2 separate regions of the Homo sapiens genome follow, and region 1 is linked to region 2. Evidence: chromatin loops called from intact Hi-C (ENCODE). Cell type or tissue: endothelial cell of umbilical vein. All regions are shown on one strand. Links, peaks and the distances in the headings refer to the core of each region. The heading gives the core; the rest is flanking DNA. Region 1 has its middle 83 kb from the start of SH3BGRL2. Region 2 holds the start of SH3BGRL2 (SH3 domain binding glutamate rich protein like 2).

What was found. Hi-C counts contacts between places; a loop is a spot of excess contacts. Peaks named below come from ENCODE experiments on the same cell type or tissue, not always from the same donor. Only the 100,000 strongest peaks of a DNase experiment are listed, where the experiment ranks them.
Region 1: it touches region 2 in a loop (3-fold over the local background); 10 of 110 quality-filtered maps call a loop at or near these places.

The regions. Positions count from the first base shown.
Region 1 is chr6:79,707,950-79,720,811 of GRCh38, reverse strand. No RefSeq gene overlaps it. Among named protein-coding and RNA genes, the nearest start is that of SH3BGRL2, 83 kb to the right of the region's middle. In endothelial cell of umbilical vein, for the core only: a CTCF peak has its summit at 6,899 (motif pointing right); a DNase peak (open chromatin) is centred at 6,931.
Region 2 is chr6:79,627,729-79,640,590 of GRCh38, reverse strand. It overlaps SH3BGRL2 (SH3 domain binding glutamate rich protein like 2), which reads right to left and starts at 9,262. Exons shown (of 4, transcript NM_031469.4): 1 at 9,085-9,262. The coding sequence starts at 9,129. In endothelial cell of umbilical vein, for the core only: no CTCF peak of the experiment used is centred there; DNase peaks (open chromatin) are centred at 5,290 and 5,780; H3K27ac peaks cover 1,100 bases.

The sequences.
Region 1 (12,862 bases), core at 5,758-8,257, 79 kb before region 2:
GTTTTCAGGGGTGGATTTAAATTTTATCAGTCCTGGAACTTACACAAAATGCAGAATACAAAGTTAGATATGAAAATAAATTTTTGTAAGAATGAGAAAATATATCACATCAAATTATAAATTTTTAAAAACAACATTCCCAAATCTAAAAATTAACATATTTCTTGTAATTAAAAGTCTAACACATCTATGTAATATCTTTTTCTACAGTGTTGGTAGTATGTCCTTTGATCACCTCTTCATAAGAAAATTATTTTGTAATCCAATTTGGAGAGAAAATAGAAATAACTTATTCTTTCTTTTAGCATAGTTTATTGAACTTTTAAAAGTTATTGTTCAGAAAATTATAGTTTAAAAAATTATAGTTTAGAAAAGTTTCTTCTGACTTCACAACTCATTATTGGGAATGGCCTGTATATTTGTAGGAAACTTCTATCAAATTTCTTTTATACATGTGTTGTAAGATTTCAGGGCGTTTCAAGTTTTCATACACAGTGACCAATTCATATCATTCTCAGAACTCAATTTTGTGGGTAATTCTGTTGGGAACCACCAGACTATGTCAGGACAGCATGTATTCGAATTGCTAAGATGCAACCCAATATATTGGGATGCATAAAATATGTCATGTCACATACAGATATGCTCACTGATTTGCTACAGGTTTGTTCTTCCAAACACAGGAATTCCAATAAATTTTATTTCGCAAAATTCCAATAAAAAAGGAAAAAAGTGTGTAGTGCTTTTGTAATTACATATGCCACTTATTGTCTATACTCCTGACCAGAGAGAACTTATGTTTTGACAAAAGAACATCAATGAAAACTGAATTCTCTGTCTACAACTTCACACACTGATTATTGGAAGAATTTTCTACAATCTAGCTCATGGCTCTGCACATTACAAACTTTTCTTTTTTCTTCTATGTCTATACACTTCACTGGCAGCTGCTGTTGATTGTGTTCATGGCACGATTCCACTTCTGGCCCTGCATGGTTTTTCTGTGACGCTGTGAGTCAGCACAGAGGGCAGTGGGCGTATTCCTGAAGTTCTTCCACACCTAGCAACTACTTCTCTACACAGAGAAGGGACTGCAGACCACGCAAATACTTCTCAAACTCAGAGTATTCCCAATTCAACTTCCCCTTAGTCATATTTTGACCTATGGCCAATCCAGCATAGTGACACACGAGAAATGGTGACGGAGTACATCAGAAGGGAAAGAGACAACAGTCTTAGTTGGTCTTATGGTTAATTTTACACAAACATATGATCATGTAAGTATATTGCTAGGGCTTCCTCCCTAGACTTGAAAGAAGATTGCACATGAGGAACCCTGAAGCTTAACAATCATGATTAAGTTCATCTCTGCTAGTTATTAACCCACCACAGACTTCTTGGTTTCTCCAAAAAACATTACTTATCATAAGTTAATCTCTTCAAGCTTAATCAGTGAAACTGAGACTAGAATGACATAACTAAACTTGAAGAGCTTCCCTGAAGGTGCTCTAAGCTAAACTCAAATACCTATATTCAGAATTAGCTTGGGCAATTGTAAAACAGTAAGCATCACTTTAGTAATCTGAAACAGCAAATTCCAATTTGGGAGCAGATAAAGTTATGTAATTACTATGTTGGAAAGGCATGTTCTTGACCAAAGTGGAAGAAATCCTGGCACTCTATGCTGTTTCTGACTAGTTCCTTTACAAAGTACTTCAAGGCTTTGGCACGACAGAGAAATAAACTTCCATGTTGTGTAAGCCCTGTAACTGGGCTTTGTCTATTACTTGCAGCCCAAACTAACCTTAACTGCAAGAGGGTAGTATCAGGATTACCTGGGGAGCTTTGCTGAATTATCTCCTCCTCCATTCTGCCATCCTCCAACACATGGAGGGGCAGAGCTCTGAGGCCTGCTGCCGGGAAAGAGGAGTAAGAAGAGAAACACTACTTGGTGCAGTGAAACACACCACCCTAAAAATTTAGTGGATTAAAACAACCACAGTTTATTATAATTTTTCATGATTCTGCAGGATATATCAGCTCGGCTGGGCAGGTCAGTTCCACATGATGTCAGCTGGGATTTCCCGTGTGGGGAGGCTGGCTGGGTCTCTCCACGTGGTCTGTCACTATGCAGTAGTCTAGCCTGAGCTCCTTTACATGGTAGCTGGAGCCCAAGACAGTGAAAGAAAAGGCTGCCAAGTCTCATAAAGCTCAGGCCTAAAATTAGAACTTCCACCACATTGGACCGGTCAAAGTAAGTCACCAGGCCAGCCAGATTCTAAGGGACGGAAAAGAGACGTTCCCTCTTGATGGGGGAAGTGGTCTGTAGGTACGAGGTGGAAAAGTGTATTGGCAGCTGTCTTCGTAGACAGTCTACATGCCTAGAGAAGTAAAATGATTGCTACGAGGACAAAAAGTAGTAATGAAGTGGAATCCAGCTTTTTGTCCTTTTGGCACTAAGAACTCCAGTCTGTATCTGTCAGACTCCCATTCCTCTCCCTCCAGCCACTCAATCACTTGCCCTTGTAGAAAACTGAGAGTGCTGGGAAAAGGGGTGCCATCTACTCTCTGAGACTGGGCCAGCCAGGGTGGAGCAACCATGGCAATCATGTTCCACGGTCTAGCCTTCAGCAGTGCGGGCCTCCAAACTGAATGAGAAGTGTCAAGAGCACTGCACAATAAAAGAGTAAACATCATTTAATATAGTTGTATTATTTGGAGTGTGTTGTGTCTGTGTGTATGTGGTTTTGATATGTGATATATTTCTCACTGTGGCTCATAGTCAAAAAATTTGAAAGCCATTTGCTTAGAACATAGCAGGTGCTCAATATGTGTGGCTTTGTTTCCTGGGTAGAAGATCCCTGGAAGCATACATTTCTTTGAAGATACTAAAGAGTAAATTACTGTGATTTAAAAAATAGCTCAATGTAGCTCGCGGAATATGATAAATTAATACTTAATTAAGAACCTAATGAAGCCTCCCCAGTTTCTAATACACTAAAGAATTACACCTGGGAGTGAAATGCAGCGAGCTTCCAATACACTGTGTAGCATGAACAGCTGACTGAGAAGCTGTTAGTTGTATAAGACAGTAAGAAGGCTTAACTCCACATACCTGTTCTTAATGAGACAGCACAAAACTTATGTCGTTCTAAATGACCAGTTTAAAAAGAAGATTCACTCCTTTCTTTCATCCGTTTTCCTTCTGTGAAAATCTTTATAGAGCCTTAAGCATCTCTGATCTCCATTTTCTCAGTTTTTACCTTATTGCTGGGCTCCCCATGTTTCAGTGGGCTTTTATAAGATTTCTGCCAAAGCATCCTCATGTTTAAGTGGCTAAACTGCTTCCATGAGAGTCCTTAAAAATAACACCTGCTACTAGAATTATACGTGTCCCAACTTACATTGCTTTTAGTAAATTTCTCTGGCTACCACTGGCCCTATTCTATTTCTATTCACTATTGCTCAATTTCAGTAATTATTTCTGAATTTTTGGTACATTAATAATTAAGGAATTCTCCCCAAACTCCCAGAATGTCAAATCTAAAGAATATGCTCTAGTGTTCATTTGACCTGACCTTTCTCTGAGACTTTCTTCCCCTTGGCTTTCCATACAATGCTTTCTACTGGTTTTCCTACTTCTTCAGATTTTACTTCCTTTTCTGTTCTTCAGAGCTTCCTGAATTGTCACAGTCACGGTGCTGTTCAGTGGTGAAATTATCCACCTGACTGTTTCACCTGTGCTTCAAACAATCTCAGGATGTCCAAAAGGAGCTTCATTAAGCTCCCTGTTTTGGGTAATTGCATCTGTCAACCAAGCTAGAACATTTGAGTCCTTTACTCTCCATTTCCCCAAGAGTTAATAAGACATCTCCATGGCCATGACCCTAGTTCAAACTCTTATCATCCATAAATTAACTTTCTAAATGGTCTCTGAGCCTTTATTCTTCCCCACATCACCTTCTCCCATACCTCATCTTCTCTTCTCACTGCCAAACTCTGTGATTTCCTGAAAACACAAATGTGATTGCTTCACATTCTTACTTTAAATCCATCAATGCTTTTCAATATCTACAGGAGTGCTTCTCACACATTAATGTGACCCTGAATCACCTGGGGATCTTGTTAAAATGTGCTTCTAGCCTGGAGTGGAGTCTAGCAAGGTTCATGTGATGCTGCTGGTCCTCGGACCACACTTTGAGTAGTGGGGGTTTATAGGTTAATTTTCAAATCTTATAGTATAGCATACCAGGCTCATTACAATCTAGTCCATTGCCCAGAATACATCTGTGATACCTCTATCATGTGTAACCTTTATTCCACCTCGATCCCTTGCATATGCTATTGCCTCTGACCAATGCTGTCTCCTCCCAGCCTTCTTCCCCAGGAAACTTCCTTCTACTGATTAATTAGTTGGTTGATCATTCATTCATTCATCCATGATTGATCTTAAGAATGACCTCCTCTAACAAGACCTTTCCGGCAGACTCTCCAAGATAGAATTAGGTAAGTGTCCTTTCACTGTTTTAGTAGCACTTTCATCCTGGACACTTTTCAATTATATCATCTGACATAGACAATAATGGAGCTGCTTACACATATATGTTCCCCACCCTTACCCTGCAGCCACTCTGTGGTTCCTTGAGGGCAAACTCTATCTTACTCTCTTTGTTTCCTGCAGGTCCAGCACAATGCCTGGCACAAAATGAGCTTTCAGATATTTATTAAACTTTGTGCTTTACTTATGAAACGCCTCTCACCAACGTTGCAGGCAAGGGGTCTGAGTAGGTCAGGAGACTGAATTAATTGACCTTCACAATTTCCTAGCCACATTTCTTATATCTTTTGTCATTCAGGAAAATAGGCACCAGCTGTAGATTTGTCCATATTAAAAAGATAAAAATCAAATAAAATTTCCCTAATAACAGAGAAATAGATGTTTTACAAGCTGTTAGTATGAAATGGTTCAATAATATCACATTTGTTTCACATTTCTTAACAATTCACCTTTGGGTCTTTATCATGGTGATCTTTTTTTCTTAATAAAAATCTCACTAAAATTTTCATGAGGCCAGTGGTGAGAGAACAGAACTATATTAAGAGCCTTATGAAAAATATATTATACATCTTTCTCTAGAAACTGTCTTTTAATAATTTCATTGGATCATCAACTGCTTATCTTCATTCTAGCTTTGTAGCTCCTTTTTCTTTTATCATTAGAAGTGGCTAATAAAAAGGTAGATTAAAATACATTTGGCTGTTTGACCAGGTTTGAACATAATTTCCAACACCATGAACACTGGGAAGCAATGTTTATGTAAGAGAAGATCAACCTCCTCTTTTTTGAGCCCAGAACAGATATTATCAGAGGAAGAACAATCTTTCTTAACACAGTTGAGCCATTAGGTACAGTTTCATCTTCTGCCACTTTCAGCAACACAATCCAATATCTTGTTAATCATGGAAACTGCTGAGCTGTTTTATACATTTCTATACTTTAGCATATGCTCTTTGCTCTGCTTAAAACTCCCTTTCCACCCATCTGTCTAACTCTTCCTGATTTGTCAGACTTAAGTCAAATATCACTTGCTTGAGGTATGTGAACTGATTGCCTCAGCTGAGCTAGCCTCTTCCTGAGTTATCTGTAGTCTTTTGCACTGCCGGAAAATCTGATTTATTTGCATGACCCCAATCCCATCCCATCAGAGGCAGAGACTTTATATCTCCTGTGCCTGGTTACGTGTAGGCTTATATAATGCTTGTGGTAAGTGGGATATAATGCCTTTGCCCTCCTTCCCTCAAGCCCACCCCCAGAGAGATCACGTCCCAATTTCTGGCACTTGTGAATGCATCGCCTTACATATGCAAAAGTGACTTTGCAGATGGAATTAAGGATCTTGAGATGGGGTGTTTATTCTAGATTATTACGTGGGTGGGCCCAGTGTAATCACAGGGGTCCCTTTAAGATGCAGGTAGGAGTGTCAGAGTCAGAGTGATGCAGCCTTGAGCCAAGGCTTATAGGCGGTCTCTAGAAGCTAGAAAAGGCAAGGAAACGGATTTTCTCCTGGAGTCAACAGAAAGGAAAGCATCCCTACAGACACTTTGATTTTAGTCTGTGAGATTCATTTTAGACTTCTGACCTCCTGAATTCCAAAACATATTTTCGTTGTGTTAATTAAGCTACTAAGTTTGGGTATAGGAAACCAATAAGGTGCTCGATTAATGTTCTTTTGCAGAACGCATGAATAGAAAAGTGCCTCTGGGCTCATCTTCTCTGTCATTATGTTCTATCTCCCTGAGCAGCATGGAAAGCCCAGGTGAAGGGAACCCCAGGTGATGGCTCTCAGACCTGACAAGAAAGGTACCTTTCACACACCCATGGCTTCTGTCCCCAGCGTTCTGCTGGCCCAGCTAGCACAGCAGTGTGCTCCGCACTACAGCACTCCACCAAAACGCAAAGTCATGTTTATGTGCGTATTTTCTATTGCTAACCAATGCAAAATCCTGTGATTGGTGCTATAGGGAATCTTATGTGGTCTATGATTTATTTTAAAATTCTCTAGAACTCCTTGAGAATGAACACTGCAATCATGTGAATTGGAGCATAATGCCTCTGGCCATGGGCTCCTGCTCCCCGTCAGGTCTCCCCCTCCTTGTTCCCCCTAACAAAAGGAGAGGAATGCCCACCTCCTTCCAGAACCCAGGTTTCCTGACCCGCTTAAGTAACTTTCTGAAATACTGCAGCTTCCCCTTCCCCAGACCTTCATTTCCAATTTAACATAAATAAATCTCATATACTATAATAGACTTTTTTAAAGGGTAGATTTTATTTTCACAGCTATCTTCACAGGTTTTTTTATTTACCACGGTGAGGGTTAAAATGCAACACAAAGCCCACCCTGTAACTATACTCAGAGATGAGGCCTCTAGGTGTCGCTACCACCCAAGTCCTGTTATCAAAGGGCACTCGGCTGTACACATATGTGCCACACATTTAGTATTTTTTCAAGATTATACAGCAAATACATATATTATATATATATATATTTAATCACAGAACCTCACCATTTTCTTCTGCTCCATACTAACTCAAGTTTTTTGAGCAAAATTCTAACTGAGAGTAAATGATATACCTGATTACTTTTATATATTGTTCTTTAGTTCTGTTTCCCATGTCAGCACTAGAACATTCTGGATTTGCTTGACTATCAGAAGTATTTGTTAAAGGTGCACCCAGTTCCACAGACACATAAATAATTGTTTTTTTAATACAGCACTATTTTTTTTTTGCGGTATTTTCCCTTCCACTAGATTTGCATGCATTTTTTGGAAACAACTATGAGTTGATTTGGGTTTTTGAAAGCAAGTGGCAGCAAACATTAAAGGGCAGATGCACTTAGAGTTCTGGAAATACCCTGAAACTTCACTAGTCACTAACACTTGGTCCTTTCCCATTCTAAAATTTCAATTTATAAATGTAAGTGTATGGTATTTTGAATCTGAAATGAACGCTGGGTGGGAGAATTTAGAAGAGTTTGGAAAGGATGAAAACCTGCCCTCCAGTACCCCCTTTTCTGATTTCATGAGAATGTTTCTACACATTGCTAAATTTGGAAGACTTGCCTGTCTTGATTTGAAAATATGCGACAAGCTTTTACAAAAACCGTCAGTTCCATTTTTCCTCTTTATGCTAGAATTGTTTCCTTTTTTCATGAGTGTCCTTATTTATGCCATGGCATTGCATGATATTCTTCCTATTACACTGATGTGTAATTATTGCATTTTACTTCTGATGGATGCTGTAGGTCACATTTCATAGCCTAGGCGGAGACCTGAATAATTGGAATGTTTTATTTAAAGACAGTCCTTGCATCACTCTCTCTCTCTCTCTCTTTTGAGACAAGAGTCTCACTCTCACCAGGCTGGAGTGCAGTGGTGCAATCATGGCTCACTGCAGCCTTGTCCTCCCGGGCTCAAGTGATCCTTCCACTCAGCCTCCCAAGTAGCCGGGACTATTGGCGTGGACCACCACACACGACTAATTTTTCTATTTTTTATAGAGATGGGGTTTCACCTCGATGCCCAGGCTTGTCTCGAACTCCTGGACTCAAGCAATCCCCTCGCCTTGGCCTCCCAAAGTGCTGTGATTACAGGCGTGAGCCACCACACCTGCCTCTCACTTTTTTAAACTGAGACTTAGTAGAACTAAAAATTAAGACTAATGTCCCCCTATATATGTACATATGTTCATACACACACACACACACACACACATATATCTAAAAATGAATGTTTTCCAAATCTTACATTTAATATTTATGCAGTCATTTTCTGACAGATTTGCATATAACCAAAGTTATTGTTAGGAAAGAACTTTGACTACAATCAAGGTTATTGTAAGACGAGAGAACATGCTGTTTTTATCATCCACCCACTTGCTCTACCCAAGAAAAATACTGAACAGCAGTTAGCTCATATTAAGGGCTATATCTAGTAACTGCTAAACCGTCAGACTTCTGTCAGGCAAGCAATTCATGTTGATTTCTGACTTTAGAGCTGAAATTAATAAGGAGCCCATGAAGGCCAGAGTTTTTCTCAGGGAAACAACCCAAAGGTTATATTAGTGACAGAACTTACTGTGCTAGTTAAGGGTTAAAAAATGTGTATGAATATAAAAGAACATCAATCAAATGGAAATAAGTGGGCAGTTACATAATAAAATAAAAATAAATAGTCTCATGATTTGGTCTGCTTTCATCGTAAGCCAGCTGTAACTCTTCCTTTTGGCTGTTGGCGAAACCAGAATGTTCAGTTAACTAATACTTCTGTAAAATAATAGTCCCAGATCTCCCTATCTGTCCCTGGCCTCCATATTAATGCCTAACAAATTCTGACGTTATGAGGTGAGGTTAACTAGCTCCTGGAACTAACACCAATGTTAAGCACTGATTTGTAGACATCTGCAAAATCCATAGCATAGAGCCTATGAATTAAGTGGGTCCAGAGGCCTCTAGTACAGCCTCCTTGCCAACACAGATTCTCTGCTACTGTGGGTTTGGCCACAGCACAGTGAGGTAAACACTGCATAATAAGCTCCTAATATGACAGAGCCACACTGGAAGTTACTTTCATATTCATTCCCAACAAAGTCCAGAATGGCAGGGGTACTGTGAATACCTATTTGCTACTCTTGACTTGATAAACATGTCTTGCTGGTAGGAAAAACCCCAAATAGTGATGGGAAAATCAACAGAAAACAGGCGCCTACCAAGGGCTCAAGCATCAAGCCGGAGAGACACTGGTAAGAAATGACATGTCCTAGACAAGCCATCTTTTGAAACCAATTGCTTTCTCAGTAAAATTAATTTTTCTTTTACTTCAGCCTTGCTTAAAGTTAATAAAGGGAAGATGTCTGGCAGGATCATCTATCCATCTATCACCACCCACTTAATCACTAGGCACCATGGACCGAGAGTCTGGGAATGCACAGAATCACCGGATTTAATTGGATCTGGCACCTCCTATTTCCTAATCACCTTCTTTGTCTTCCATTATAAGTAAGACCTTTTAGGGTGAATGAATAGGTCAGAAGCTACAGACAATTTTTTTTTCAATTTCCTATTTGCCACAGGAGTAACTTAAAAACAAAAAGAGAGCCAATACCTAGGTCCTTTATAGAACCATTGGGCTTTTTGTATTTATCATTTTGAAATTAAAGAGAAATTCTAGGGCTGGGCTAAGACCAAAGCTCTAAAAACAGATTTGTGTATATCACCAGAATAACTGATTACATGAAAAGTCATTTTTATAAGCAGTAAGTATGCACTTCAGCACCATGCTTTTTCCTTTAAATTAAATTTCAACAGCTTTGTGGAACCGAGTATAGACCCACAAAGTAAGGATGGCCAGAAGCCCATGTTATATTCCCAACCTTGCATCCTCCTGTCAGTTATATCTCTTATAAGCCACTCATTAGCTTGGTTAATAACTGAGTTGCTAGCTTCCCACAATGAAGTTTTGGATACTTGATAGCAAGGCATCAGTATTTCCTGTAATGCAAATTTTCACTTAAATTACCTACACTTCACAAAACACTGAAACCTTTTGCTGTTAATGAACATGGCTAATTCCAGATGAAAAGTCACTAAGAGAATTCTTTTACAGAATCCTTTTATGACATGTACCAGTTTCCAGTTTATTGCATCTTAACTCCAAATTCATGCTTCAATACCTGTTCTGTGATCATGGACAGAAATCCTTTAAAATTTTCTTCTTCACATTGAGCACAATGTTAAGCCTTTGTGGTGGAGCGTGCTGAAGGGATATTGCAGGAGGGAGGAGACTGTCTTGCAGTGTCTGGTTGCTGCATGGTATGACAGCAGTGCAGGTAGCTCTGCCCCAGCTCAGCGGCCCAAAACACGTGGCCTCTCAGGGCAGGTGCAGCTCTGGTCTGGCCTGGTGATAACCTCACACAGCCCTCTTGATGTGAACACCATGTACTCCAGACCTCCTGTCTTCACTGGTGCCCCTTCTCTCTGCAAGCCTGGCCACTGGCTGAGGCTCACCTGGCCCCAGCTTGCACTCTAGAGGGTTGCTTCCTGCTTGCCCAGTGAACTTCTCTACCATCCTGTGGACTGCAAATACAACTTTACAAGGAGTCTGAAGCCCAGCATTCCTTCCAAGTCTGTCCTTCCTTGGATAGTCTCCCTTACCCCTAAGAAAAAATACAGAGTTTTCTTATATCTGATAGTCAGTCTTTTATTAGAGTTCAGCATTTCTTTATATTTAACTTCCCCTGTTTAAATCACAGTGTGATGTTTATCTCCTAATTGGTCTTAGACTGACAAAAAATATTTCAAACTTTCTAACTGGTAATTGTCAGCAGAAAAGATGACAGGAATCAAAGTTCTAGTGATACAGTAAGAAAAAAACTAGACTTTTCAGTACATGGGCATGTATTTATCAGATAAACACATACTAATAAACCATGTATTTCATTTGACTGTAGAGTCAGTTTTTATATGCAAATTTATTGCATACAAGTTTAAAAAAGGACATACAAGTAATTGCTCTCTTTGGGTTACATAACTGATATGGTCTGGCTCTATGTCCCCACCCAAATCTCATCTTGAATTATAATCCCACATGTTGGGGGAGGGAGCTTGTGGGAGGTGATTAAATCATTGGGGTGGTTCTCCATGCTGTTCTCCTGTTAGAGTGAGTCTCGCAAGATCTGATGGTTTTATAAGTGTCTGATATTTCCCCTGCTGGCACTTCTCTCTCCTGTCACCATGTGAAGGACATATTTGCTTCCCCTTCTGCCATGATCATAAGATTCCTGAGGCCACCCCAGCTATGCAGAACTGTGAGTCTTTCCTTTATAAATTACCATCTCAGGTATTTCTTCATAGCAGCGTGAAAACGAATGAATACAAAAGCTGACCCAAATTAAATAGCACAAAATAAAAAACACCAAAAAAAGCAGCTCCTGAGATACTAAACAGTGAACATTTATGCTCACAGGTAAGTTACAGAGCACTACACTTCCTTCAACAATATAATGCAAGCAAGTATAATACTCAGTATCAACATACTGCACAAAATTGTCTTAATACAAGATAAGAGATAATGGATTTGTTTTTTATAACAACATATTTGGGTTTAAACTGGTGACTGGTGATTATGCCCTTACTGAAATAAGAGAAGGTTTATTTTCTCCTTTCTCAGATGTTCATCAGGTAAAAGACACAAACCAAAGTACAAAGAAAAAAAATTACTTGTTAGCACAAAATTCTCAGGCTTTGGCTGACAGCTTATTTGTTAATGCAAAGGATGCTATTTCAATCAGAAAAATATTGGAATTAAATTATAAGGTACTGAAAAATATCAGCAATAAAAGGGCCATTTGCATCAGGGAGACTAATAAGCAGTTTGCAGTCATGGTGAAAACATTGTGGAAATCAGGTCTTCATCAACACTTAAAATTCGCTTTCTAAAATGTGGCATTTCAGGGAGACAGCTGTCTTTTCAGGTAGACACCACCACCACCTAAATTCCTTTAGCATCAACTTGTCATTTTGCCTGCATCTATCTGATTCCAGCAGTATCTTGCCCATCCACACTGCAGATTTCACTGGTTACATGTTTTGGAGTTTGGGTAAAGTTACCTCTAGAGAACTGGGTCACTCTGGAATGTTTTCACTTAGAGGCAGCCTAGTGCCCTCAATGGGTCAATGATAGGGCAGGGCTTTCCTGCTGCAGTTGTTCAGAAGCCATCCACAAGTCCGAACGCTGGAGTCATTTTAACCTACTAAATATGTAACTGCTAAAATTCTGTTTGCACTGACCCCTTATGACTAGGATGGAAAAACTGTCATTATTCAGCTCCTCATCTACAATTAGGATACAGCATAATAATAAACATTTACTAGGTATGTAAAACGGTACAGTGAGGGAGGCTGCAGTTGGAGTTATTCCTTCTGGTGCCTAGTCTGGGAAGTGAAAATATTGCTGTTGTCATCACTTTTGTTAGCCATACCAGTTGGTTAGGACATGGCTAGGAGCAGATTATTTAAGAGTGGTTCACCACTCAAGACAGGAAAGGAGGGAGAAAAGGATTCCTCTGGGCTAGGGTCACAAAGTCCATGCCAAATTGCTGGTCTTGTAGCCCAGCTATTGATCTCAGAGTTGGTCTTGGAGCCAAGCTCTGGGCTGTCTCAGGGCCCAGAATCCGTATTTCAACCTAGTGATGTTATTAGTACATGACCTGAAATAGGCAGGGAAGAAAATAAAAGAGAATGTAAACAAATGGGATAATCATATCAATAGACTAAATCAAATTATCATGAACAATGTTTGTCTG
Region 2 (12,862 bases), core at 4,210-6,709:
AAGAGTAGATCCCCTTGGGAATAAGCTGTCAATAGTAACAAAGGTGACCAACAAAATTGTTCCCAAATTGTCCCAGAGGCTGTGCCAGCCTAAAAGTGCCTAAGTTTGTAGGGAGGTGGGGCCCCATCTGCCTGGATGCTGGCATCTGAGTTCAGCTTTCCATTCCACTGCAAAGCTGTCATGAACCAGAAGGGAAACATTCAATTAAGTGCTTTTCCAAGCTTTATTTCTGTTTTAGAGTTAGAAAATAAACCAATCAAATATAAAAGAGATAGCAATACTAACCCTTTAAATTACCACAGTCCACTGTGAAACTAGCCAGTGCTGACAGATGAAGTCAGATAAGCCTATTAAGAGAGGGAGACAGAAGGGAAACTGCACTGCCTTAAATTGGGTTGTGCAGTTTCTAGCTGGTACAGGCTTCCAACCTCCAGCTCCTCCCCTCCTGCCCTACTCCTCCAAGCCACCCCAGTGCCCCCCAAAAACTAACACATGGCACATATTCATCACTATCTAAAAATGCTAAACAGAAAGGCTCATTGATATGTTCTTAAGCTAAAACTAGAAGGAGGACCCTCAAAAGACAACTGTATATAACCTGAAGTAGAAGAGTCCCCACAAAAGTTAACAAGCACTTGCCATTTCACAGAAGAAAGAAAATGTTCACTAAATTTTTAAGGCTAACCTCTTTTTTTGCATCACGGATAAACAGTATAAAATAAAATCAATCACAGAAAAAAATGAATACAGGAATGTGGCTTAAATAGAACTTAAATCTCTAACTAACTCTCCAGCTAAAATAATACCCATTTAAAGGAATTCCTGCTGAAAAACTCCTGAAGCCTAAAAGGGTCTCCTGAGTTTAGAGCTTGGAGGGTGATTTTTTTAAAAACTGACATTTAGCAGGTGAAATAATAATTTCTAGACCCCATTTTTAAATATGCATTTCAAAATAAAGTATTTTTGTTGTTGGTGGTGATGGTTTTGGGGTTTGTTTGTCTGAGACAAGGTCTCACTTTGTCACCCAGGCTGGAGTGCAGTAGTGCAATCTCGGCTCACTGCAGGCTCGACCTCCCAAGGTTCAGGCACTCCTCCTGCCTCAGCCCCCCAAGTAACTGGGACTACAGGCACATGCCACCATGCCCCGCTAATTTTTATATTTTTTGTAGAGATGGGGTTTTGCCATGTTGCCCAGGCTGGTCTCGAGCTCCTGAGTTCAAGAGATCTGCCTGACTCAGCCTCCCAAAGTGCAAAGATTATAGGCATGAGCCACTGCACCTGGCACATAATAAAGTATTTTAAACTTTCATATATAGTGATCAGTAAGTCATGCTAATTTCTACTTTAGAAAGTGAAACATTCACTATGATTCTAGATTTTTTTCTATTCTGTCACCCATTTCTAATTTGATAGAAAAAAACACAATTCATTTAAGAACTTTTTATAAATCAAAGATGAAAAATAACTAAGGAAGAAATATTGTTTAGTTAATACCTCACACTGCTTCCTGTTGCCTGCTGAGTTTTTCACCATCAATAGCTCTTTTCCTTTTCAATTTTTGATTTTTAAAAATTGAAAAACAGAAAAAAATCAATACACCATCTTACATGAGTCTTCCTGCAATGTGCAAACCACCTTGTTTTTCATATTATAAATATATGTCAAAATTTAGTTTCCTCAACAATCAACAGAGTGAAAAGACAACCTACAGAATGGAAGAAAAGGTGCAAACTATGTGTCAACAGGAGATTAATATTGAAAATATACAAGGAACCCAAACAACAGCAAAAAAATAAATAATCCAACTAAAATTGGATAAGTGATCTAAACAGATAGCTCTCAAAAGAAGACATACAAATGGCCAACAAATAGATAAAAAAAATTCTTAACATCAGTAATCATCAGGAAAATGCAAATCAAAATGATAATGAAATTGCATCTCACCCCAGTTAGACTATTATCGAAAAGGCCCCAAGTAACAAATGCTGATGAGGATGCAGAGAAAGAGGACCTCATATACTGCTGGTGGGAAGCAGTATATGAGTACAGCCATTATAGTGAACAGTATGGAAGTTTCTCAAAAAACCACAAATGGAACTACCATTTGATCCAGCAATCCCACTACAGAGAATTTATCCAAAGGAAAAGAAATCAGTGTATTAAAAAGGTATCTGCACTCTCATGTTTGTTGCAGCACTATTCACAATAGCCAAGACATGGAATCCATCTAAGTCTTGAACACACAAATGGATAATATGGTATATATACTCAATGGAATGTTATTCAGCCATAAAAAGAATAAAATCCTGTACTCATGGCAACATGAATGCACCCAAGGACATTACATTAAGTGAAATAAGCCAGGGACAGAAAGATAAATACATGTTCTCAACTCGATAGGAGGAGTAAGTTCTAGCATTCTATAGCATTGTAAGATATTTCCAGATAGCTATGAGAGATTCTGAATATTCCCAACACAAAGAAATAATATTTGAGGGGACTGATAAGCCAATTACCCTGATTTGATCACTATACATTATATATACAGAAATATCACTAGATACCCCATAAATATGTATAATTATGTGTCAGTTAAAAAAACTTCTAATTCTTCTATTTTCTTAATAAAAATAGTTTGTATGCTACTTATAATGGGTAAAAGAATATTTGCAGAATTTGAAGTATATTCCAGAATTTAAAGCTTATCTTAATGTTTCTTTCTAATAGCATATAATTTTGAAACATTATCATATATGTTTTTCTTTGAATAACTGGGTCAATGAGAATTTCAGGGAAATAAAACACCACCAATCTCTGCACTCAAAGACATAGTTCTTGATCAGCTCGATTTGTTTTCTTATGTAATTGTAAGTGAAATACATTTTCTTTTTTTTTTTTTAGAAGGAGTTTCACTCTTGTCACTCAGGCTGGAGTGCAATGGCACAATCTCGGCTCATGCAATCTCTACTTCCTGGGTTCAAGTGATTCTCCTGCTTCAGCCTCCCAGGTAGCTGGAATTACAGGTGCCTGCCACCATACCAGGCTAATTTTTGTATTTTTAGTAGAGATGGGGTTTCACTATATACTGGCCAGGCTGGTCTCGAACTCCTGACCTCGTGATCCACCTGCCTCAGCCTCCCAAAGTGCTAGGATTACAGGTATGAGCCACTGTGCCCGGCCACATTTTGATTTTCAAATAAATTATTTTATCTTGGCTAAAAAAAAATTAGTTTCTTCAAGTAGATTGAAATGCTTAAAGTATCCAAATACAAATGGGTAAACAGCTCCTAATTTCATAAAGGAGTTCATATCCTTGATTATATTTTTAAGTTTAAATGTTACTGAAGAATGGATTAAAAGCACATCAAATCTGGGAAATACTAAAATGTACTAGAAAAACTGAGGTTAGATCTTCACTTGGGATATTAATAAATCCTATTTTCTAGCAGAAGACCTCATACATAGACTATAGTTCCATATACTTCAATATCCCACTGCTGCCTTTAAGTGTCAAGAAATGTGGCCCAGTCTTTCCAATTAAATGAGAAAAACTCCATAAATTAGTCTTTTTATTTCAATCCTCATGTTGCATGCTATTATGTGTTGAGTTATGTCTCACCCAAAAGATACTGAGGTCCTAACCCCCAGTACCTATAAATGTGACCTTATTTGGAAATAGGATGTTTGCAGATAATCAAGGTAAGATGACATCATTAGGGTAGGCTCTACTCAGTATGGCTGTGTCCTTATAAAAACAGAACATTTGGGCACAAAGATACATGCACAGAGGAAGAATGCCATATGAATGTGAAGGCAGAGATGAGGGTGATACATCTACAAGCCAAGGAATGCCAAAGATCGCCAGCAAACCACCAGAAACTAGGAGAAAGACATGGAAAGGACTCTCCCTCACAGCCCTCAGAAGGAAGCAACCCCACCAACTCCCTGATCTCAGGCTTCCAGCTTCCAGAATGTTGAGACAAATTTCTTTTATTTAAGCACCCCAGTTTTTGGTATTGTGTTAATGACAGCCCTAGAGAACTAATATACAAACTTTCTCACTCTTACCTTCCATCACCACCACATCCTCTCCTTGGGCCCCCAACTTACTCCTGCTTCTTCTGATCACTTGTATGCTCCCAACTCTTCCCTAACCTCACTCCACAACCTCCTCTGCCAATGTCCTTCAGCCCTGTTTCTGTTCACTGGGTACCACTTGCATTTTGGATAGGGCAGTTCTCTGTGCGGAGCTGTCCCACACACTGTAGGATGTGAAGTACCTCTGATACTCTCATTCCCCCAGGATGCTACAGAGCCCACAGGAAGAACTTCTACTCTAGCAGCTCTAAAGCCACCTGCCCACCAGGGTTTGACTAAAGGTCCCCCCACCTGAGTATGATCTCAATCTGGTCAGCTTGCTTCAGTCTCTTCCTCTGGAAAATGGGAATAAATACTAATAATTACCCTGCCATGTGTCAGTGATGATCCAATGAATTAAAGATCCTAAAGTGGCCAGTTATACTCTCATTCGTGTTATTAGAGTAACTTAGGAATTAATACCCACTCTATTCTACATGATCACATCCTGACTTTAACTGATGTTAAACTCATCAGTTTAAGATGTAGAAATCTTTTCTGAGGTGTCCTTACACAGGGAAGCCTCACTGAATACATTCACGGGGATGTAACACCTTACCTGGTAATTGTGTGTATAAAATAGTTATAAATCACCCAAAGCAGTAGGTATGCACTTTTTACAGTTGCAAACAGCAAGACAACTCTGAGCATGGTTTCCATGTGTTTCCCTTCCACACCCACCCTCACTTGAAGTCCTATCCATGATTTCCAAGTTTGCTTCCAATACCTTTCTATCTTTTGCTCCCAGTGATGGTTGCTCTCCAACATCCAGGGATATACTGATGTCTAGCTCATTTCACCCTGCCCCATGGAAACATCTCCCAAGCCAGCATCAGTCCTTCACTATCCTTGATTAAACAGTTTGCATCTCAAGTCTCTGAACTGGAGAGAGACAGCACTGATTTATGCCATGAGGGCAGAGTACATGTCTGTTCTGACCATCATATACACCTAGCACCTTACATCACCTAATACAGAACCTGGGTAAGTAAGTTTTCAGTGATTGTCTGATGAATATATGAGTCATTCAATGCAAGAATGAATGCATTCAGACATCAGGAATCTGGCTTCCTATGAAATCTCAGCTCTGCACTGACTGGACATAAATGGCTTCCGGAAAAGCCACTTAATCTCTATGCCTAAATTTCCTTTTCCAAAAAATTAGGTGGTTGGGCTTCACTAAAAATATCTTTAGGTTTCCGTCCAACTCTAACAGAGCCCAGGAACTTTAATGAGGAGTAAAAGATTTTATTTACATTTTGAGAAATGTTAGTCAAGGCAAGTAGGAAGGTAAAGATTCTTCTGAAATCACACAACTAGGGCTCCCCCACTGCCAGGCAGCTCCATGTTCCCTGAGAAACAAAAGGCTCCAGGCAGCAGACAAGCTGCAGAAACTAAAGACATCTCTGAGATGCTAAGCACTACAGAGTTTGTCACCATGGGCTTCTTTCAGTCTTCTTTCAGGAGTCTACCCTGTCCCACCCAAAGCTCCCCCTTTCCAGCTTGAGCAGGATGGGCTCAAGAACTCTCTCCCAGGCTCCAAATCCAACCCAGTTCCTCTCCCTGCCATCTGCCTAAGGCTGTCACATGCATATTTTATGATTTCTGGCACATTTCCTCTTTATCTGACATCCTGCAATGCATCTCTCTGCCTCCTATATTTTTCTATCTCTGGTAAGAATGTTCCTGCAAGAAGCATGTGTCCTTAGGCTGTACTTTACTACCTTTCCTAACTCATCTCCTACCTGTGAATTCCTTGGAGACACAGATCACACCCTCTATTCTCTGGCTTCCCAGAAGACCAAGGACAGAGCTAGGCAAGCAGCAGACTCTTAGAAAATACTTGTTGAATGAGTAAATGAAATAACTGACTGACGGAATAAATGAAATAATTGACGGATTTCAATGTTTTTAAAGTAAAAAGTCATATTCACATATTTCCTGGACAAAGTTACTAAGACTTCCCCTTTCAGGAATACATCCAGAATAAATTAAATTTTAAAATGACATTTCTATGAATATATTATTTTCTTAGAACTGAGAACAAAAAATTTCCCTACAATACAATGTGAATGAGTAGCAACATGGTCAGTTGAATAAGAAATCCGATTTTTCAGGTATCTGTAGCATAATAATGTGGCATTGCTTTTGTTTCCTAGTAAAAACTGACTTCACCTGGAGCCAGGGAAGACAAAAGAGGAATCATTCCTTGGTGTTAGTTATTCCAACTGCTGAAGCTGGAGAGCTTAGGGGAATCAGAAGAAAACAGGATGATTTTCTCTAAATAGATTGTTTAAATCTATTGATGATTGAAGCGGAGCATCTTTTTGGAAATTCTGGGACTTACTTGGCTAAGTCTAATTCTGGTCACATCCCTTCCTTGTGGTTTAATAAACTTCAGCTAAAACCAAACTGACTCAAGAATCAAATTATTTGTTCTCCCATGCACTTGCTCGTCACAGTTGGGTACCAAATGAAACACTATCAACAGTCAACCCAACACTTCTGGAGGGAACACATCATGGCTACGCCACTAAAGCTTAATATAGCTTAATGCTACTGGCCCCATTAGCCTCGCCAGCCCAAGAATTGACCTAAATATCCTCACTGGTTCTTAGAAATCATTATTCTTACATATGAACATAACCTTAACATCACTAAAAGTATGGATATTACAGATAAACTGTGTACTGATATAGGAGATAAAACTACAATTGGGGAGACTCAATGAATAACTGTATTGATATAAGATATAATTGAGGAGACTGAACAAACAAGGATTTTCTAAAACCTGAAAAGACTGGGTCTTCAAACAGCAGAATATTAAAATAGATAATTAGTGTTTATAGTCTGTAAGCATGTGGTAACTGTGTATGTCTTCTAACTCAAATGAAACCATGTCAGAACACATGCTACGAGGCAGGGCATTGAGGGGATCTGAGCCTTCACAATAAAATGTCCAAGGAAAGAAGACTAATAGGTATATTATTATACTAATAGGTATTATACTAATAGGTATAGGTATACCTATTACCTTGAGACTAATAGGTAGGTATATTGTTCAAGCAAAAGAAGCTGTTATAAGGATTCATCCATATTTACTCACCTGGTGAAGTCAAAATACTTTAAAGCTAGAGTGTGCAATTCTGAGTTATCCATGAAAATCCTTCATTTTACAGAAGAGAAACTCAGGCAGAGATGAGGTACCTTAACCAGGCTTACACTGCACTAGTTGGGGCCCACACTAAAACTTAAGTCTCTTAATTTTAGCTCCATGTGCAAAACACAAAACATTAAATTTAAAAGTTAAAAAGGCACACAGCAGGCAGGCAATAAATATTTGCCAATGGCACTGAAAAAACAAAGATGTGGAGTACCAAAACTATCTCAATATACTACCTACTAATAGAGTAAGCCAAGTCATTACCTTGACTTGGTCCGACTTGCTCCAAAGTAGCCTAGGCTTTATCTCTTGTGGAAGGGATAAAAACCATTCCTTCCATAATCAATATAATGCTATTGGGACAATTATTGAAGCATGCAAGTCGGTGGTGAAACCAAGAGCTTTGTAGCATTCTTAGTAAGGAGTGCATTTGAACAAATCTACCCTTGAAACAGTGCCAGTTTGCAAACACATGAAGTGTGGCTTCAGTGGGGAAATCTACAAAAGGCAGGCATGACTAAGCAACCCAAATAGCTAGAAACACCAGAAACTGTCAGAAGTCTGAGGACCCCAACATGACTGCACATAAGTGTAAGTTGGATTTTCCCATCTATTGTTTCTAGTGCAAATGGGGGTGGAGGGGCTTTGTATGATCGTGTTGGTTTCTTTTTAAATAAAAAACTTCAGTGGTGTACAAGGATTTTCAAACAATATTTTATTCCATCCTCCACTCCACCCACTTAAGAAACAAATTTTGGAACAATCTGACTGAGCTACTGGGCAGACAATTGACCAGACCAAATTTAAGCAATCTACAATGCACTTTTTGATGTTACTTGATTATATATGTCACAAAGGAGGCTCTTAAATCTATAGCTGAACTCTTGGTTAAGGAAACCAAGTCTCAATAATCATGTAAAACACATGTGCTATGTCCCTTAGTGGGCTGTCAAATATACTAACTACTGAATTTTCCTTAAATTCTGACATCTCTAGCTATTTAACTTTCCTTTCTTTAAAAAAATTTTTTTTCTCTAAAAAAATTCAAGAACATCCACCAAAGAGAATAGCTAAAAATAATTAAATAGAAAACCACAATTCATAGATCCCCAGGATAAAATTTCCACAGCATTACAGGTGGAAAGAAAATGCGTGCATACACACACATTTACATAAAGATGTAAAAATATTTATGGCACCCTAAGAAAAAAAATGACAGTGAAAGCAAACAATCCTACCACAACAGGACAAACCTAGTTTTACTATTCTCTTTGCGCAGGTATAAAACTAAACAAATGCACTTGCTGGCGGGGAAGGGAGGACAGAGAGCAATTCCCACTTAAACTTGCTTCATTCAGGAGCTAGGGTAACAAACCAAAGCAGCAGAAAAGGCTCCCGTGCAAAACATAACCAGTCTGAAGGTCCCAAATCGGGAAGAACTAAACTAGGGGAAGGGGGATCCCCGAAGCTCTTGAACAACCCGTTCCCCAAATTTCCATGCCACACAACAGGAGCTGGGGGCTTCCCTCGGACTCCATTTTCAGGCCGCGTTGTCTGCCTTTCAGGCCACGCAGGGTGGGCATTTGGGTGAGGCCGGGGTCCCCCACCCACCTTTCCTCCCCGCCCTCTTCATTGTTGTCGGAGTGTGATGGATCACCTGCCGGGCGCGGGCTCCCGCGGGCGGACCGGCTGAGCGCAAGGACGCGCAGTGACGAGCGCCGCGCGCCTCCCGCAGGACCCGCGCCCCGCGACCCCAACCTACTGCCCGCCCCCACCGCGCTCACCGCCACGAAGCCCGAGGAAGAGGCGATGAACACGCGGATGACCATCCTCTCGCTGCGCCCGGGACAGACCCCTTGCCCCCCGGGCTCCGGGCTGGCGTGGACGCAGAGCTGAACCCAGCTACGAGCCGCCGGCAGCCTCTGGGTAAAGCGCTGCCGTCGGGGAAGATCGCTGGGATCTGGCTCCCTCCCGGCGGGTCCGCAGATAAAAGCCCAGCGCCGCCCGGCCGCAGGCTGAAGGGGAAGGAGAGGGAGGAGGAGGGAGCCGGCTGCGGGGCTTGATGGGATTTGTAGTTTCCGTCTCTCCCTGGAGTGGCTGGTGGACTGAGCTCCCCTCCTGACCGCGCTTCTATCCCGAACACGCGCAGGTGGCTGGAGGGGAGCCACAGCCCGGGCAGAAGCTGTGAGGTGGGTTGGCAAGGATCCTGGCTTGATGAGGAAAAAGCAAACTAGGCAAAAGGGCTCGGTTCAAAGTCCAAGCTTGGGTTCTGTATTGTGGTTTATTGGTTTGGAGCATCCACACCCAGAAATGCCAACAGACACGATCGTGCTGCGGGCACACATCGTCTCAGGGCCGCTGGCGTACCGGGCAAACCCCAGCTACCTGAAGCAGGCGGGATCGGCGAGCCGGGTGCTTGGGAGGTGTGGGCGGTGGGGTTGGGCTCGTTTGTTTGTCCAGTAGCACTGGAGATTGCAGAAAGGTGATTCTTTTGGGTAAATGAGAGGTCTTCTCTTGTCTGTACACACTGAAAATTAGAAACCCAGATGGAAGCACAACCAATATTTTATTTTTCTCAGCAAAACTGTAATTGTAGTAGAAAAAAATAAATACCAAACGAAATTGGAATCCTTCTATCAACATTGGAAATCAGGACCCTACCTGCCCCACCCCTCCCTACACAATGGCTTCGCCTCTGTGCACCTAATATTTACAGTTCAGCCAAATCTGTGCCTTTTTCAGAACCGCTGCACATTCCAGCGCAGTTTCCCAGGAGGATGCTGTTAAATAAAAAGCTTCTATATAGTTGCTAATAGTTTAGGAATAGTTTTTTATCAAGTGCTTTCTGTTTGACAAAAGCTCAAGCCTCTCTCTCAGTTTTGTCGAAAGGAACCAGTTTTCCCTGCTGTACTGTATTTACTTTTTTCCTTTCAACACGGGAGTTTAGCAGAGGTCTGGGAACAATGTTAATTAAGAAAAAGTAAGAAATTAGATGATGAGGTCTCTGGCTCTTTGATACATTTCTTGCACAAAGAGCAATCATTATGAAGTATTTTTTAGAACAGTTATGAATATTTCAAATTTATAACCTTTCCTATTGCTTTTCTTAAAGCCATTTCTGTAGTAGGAATCTTTTTAAATTTCCTTCAATAATAGAAGAGACACTCCTAATGGGACTTTATTTCTTCTTCGTGTTTAAAATTTTAAATAGAAGTTTTGCTGTCTTTAGTATCTCTCGGCAAATGTACTTTAATTTTGCTACCATAAATGTGGAAATGCACGTTTATAAAATAGAAAATAATTTTCTTAAAAGTAGATACCGTATTTCCTATATAAATGCAAATCTTTATAAAAGTCAGCATTTTCTTCAGTTTGGAATTATTCAGCTATGAAGATATAGTTAAACTCAAATAATTGGAACTCAGAGCCTACTCTGTGAAAGGTACAAGAATGGATAAAAAGTTGAACGAGTCATTTCTCTGTCAGCAGAGCACCTATTGTCTAGGAAAGAAAAAGACAGATACAGAAATAGTGACAGAACAAGACACACTGTACTAATACAGTGTTGTGTGGATGTAAAGGAAAAAGGTGGCCATAGAAGGTACTTTAAAGATGAGTAGAATTTCTGTCTGCAGATAGGGAGGATGCAGGGTGAGACTATTCAGGGTGTGTGAGGAGAACAGCAAGGAGTTGGTTTTGCTTCAGAAAGGAATATGAGGGAACTAGTAGAGGACAATGCTGAAAAAGTAGGTTTGAATGAATGCCAACAAAGGACTTTCTCACTGGGTTATCTGCTCAGCTCCTTGGGATTTCTGCTCCTTTCCTCTGATCCTAGAGGTTGTAAGGGTCCCCCAAGCCCTGTACATACAGCAGGGCCTAACCCTCTGACCACAGCTTATTGATCTAGGAGTGAGCACCTAAGCCAAGCAAGGCCAAGCAACATTTCTACCCTAAAGATTCAGAATTGGAACTGGGAAAACAAGAGAGCTTGAATTTGTGACATGGAAGCTCAGAGCTTCCAACATGAGAATCAGAGAAGCTGAAGAAGCTAGTCAGTAGAAAGAGAACAACAGAGAATTTGTAAAAAAGAGTTGGAGATAATAGCTCTAAGTTTTAGAAAGAGTCCTGACAATACTGTAATCTAAGGGTCCTCAAACTATGACCTGTATGTCAAATGCACGTGGCTACCTGCTTTGTAAATAAAGTTTTATTGGAACACATTCCTCTTGGTATTGTCTATGGTAGACTGACAGAGGTCGTATGGCCCACAAAGCCTAATACATTTACATCTGGCCTTTACAGAAAAAGTTTGCCAATCTCTGATCCTGTTCAACCTGTTCCTATATCCCTGCTCTTGAGGGCTGTGTAATATCCCTATATCTGTAAGTTCCTCATCTTGCTTAAGCCACCTGAAATAGGTTTTGTTTCATGGAACCAAAAGTGCCCTGAGAAATTCATAAGCGCTCTGTGTCCAAATGCATTCTGAGGAACAGAAGGATATAATCAGAATTATACTTCAAGAAGAATCCTCTATTTTTTCCACCCTGAATGAAAAGGTTCACCTTTTGACCTTGTATGCAGGAGAAAATATGTTAGCAATCCAGTAAAACAGCAAGGCCGGTATGGAGTTGAGACCCAGAGTTGGTAAACAAAGTGGAAGAGTACCTGAGAGCAGAATGCAATCTAGGATATAAGATAGAGGTCCAAGATCAACACCAGCTTATCAGACCACAGAGAGTATTAGATGCCAATCTGACAAATAAGGTCTACAGATAGAGCGGGTAGCCAAAACTGAAAGATGAGACTAAGAAAATTGAGCAGGTCATTAGGCTTGAAGAAAGTGGCTCCCATGTTGCCTAGGACTTTATCCCCTTTACAAGTCCTGGTAGACCATATGGCTAGAATGTTTTAAAGTAGGGGTTCTTGACCTTTTTTTTTTGTGGGAGTAAGAGGAGTGCCAAGGACCCTTTAGTAGTCTGATGAAATCTATCGGTGGTTTCTCAAAAAAAAAAAGTTTCTAAATATAGAAAATTTGAAAGTATAAGGTTACAAAGGAAACTATACTGCAAAACAATTACCAAAATGTTAAAATTTTGATATGATAATATGTATGATTCTTTATTAATGTATTAAATATTAAGATTGGTGGATCAAACGGCCGTCATGATTTTGAAGTAGTAATGGGAAAAGATAAAATTTTGAGATATTTGCAATCATTGGAAAATATGAAAATGCCTGTGATTTCTATTGGTAACAAAGTCACAGTGTTGTTGCTATTACAATGGCTTAACTACTTTCATAATTGAAGGAATTGGTAAATTTCAGTTAGAGTTTAGTGAAAAGATAAAGATGTGATTTTTTTTCTCATTCAAGTCCATGAACCCCCTAAATTCTATCAAGTCCCTTTAGGCTGGGGGTGAGGGGAGATCCAAGAACCCCAGGTTAAGAAATCATGATGTCTGAATATATCTAAATCTACAGAAGCCTATTATTTTGCCTAAGAAGAAAACATGGAAAGAGACAAGAAGGAGCCATGAAGAGTCCCTTGGAGATCTCCTACAC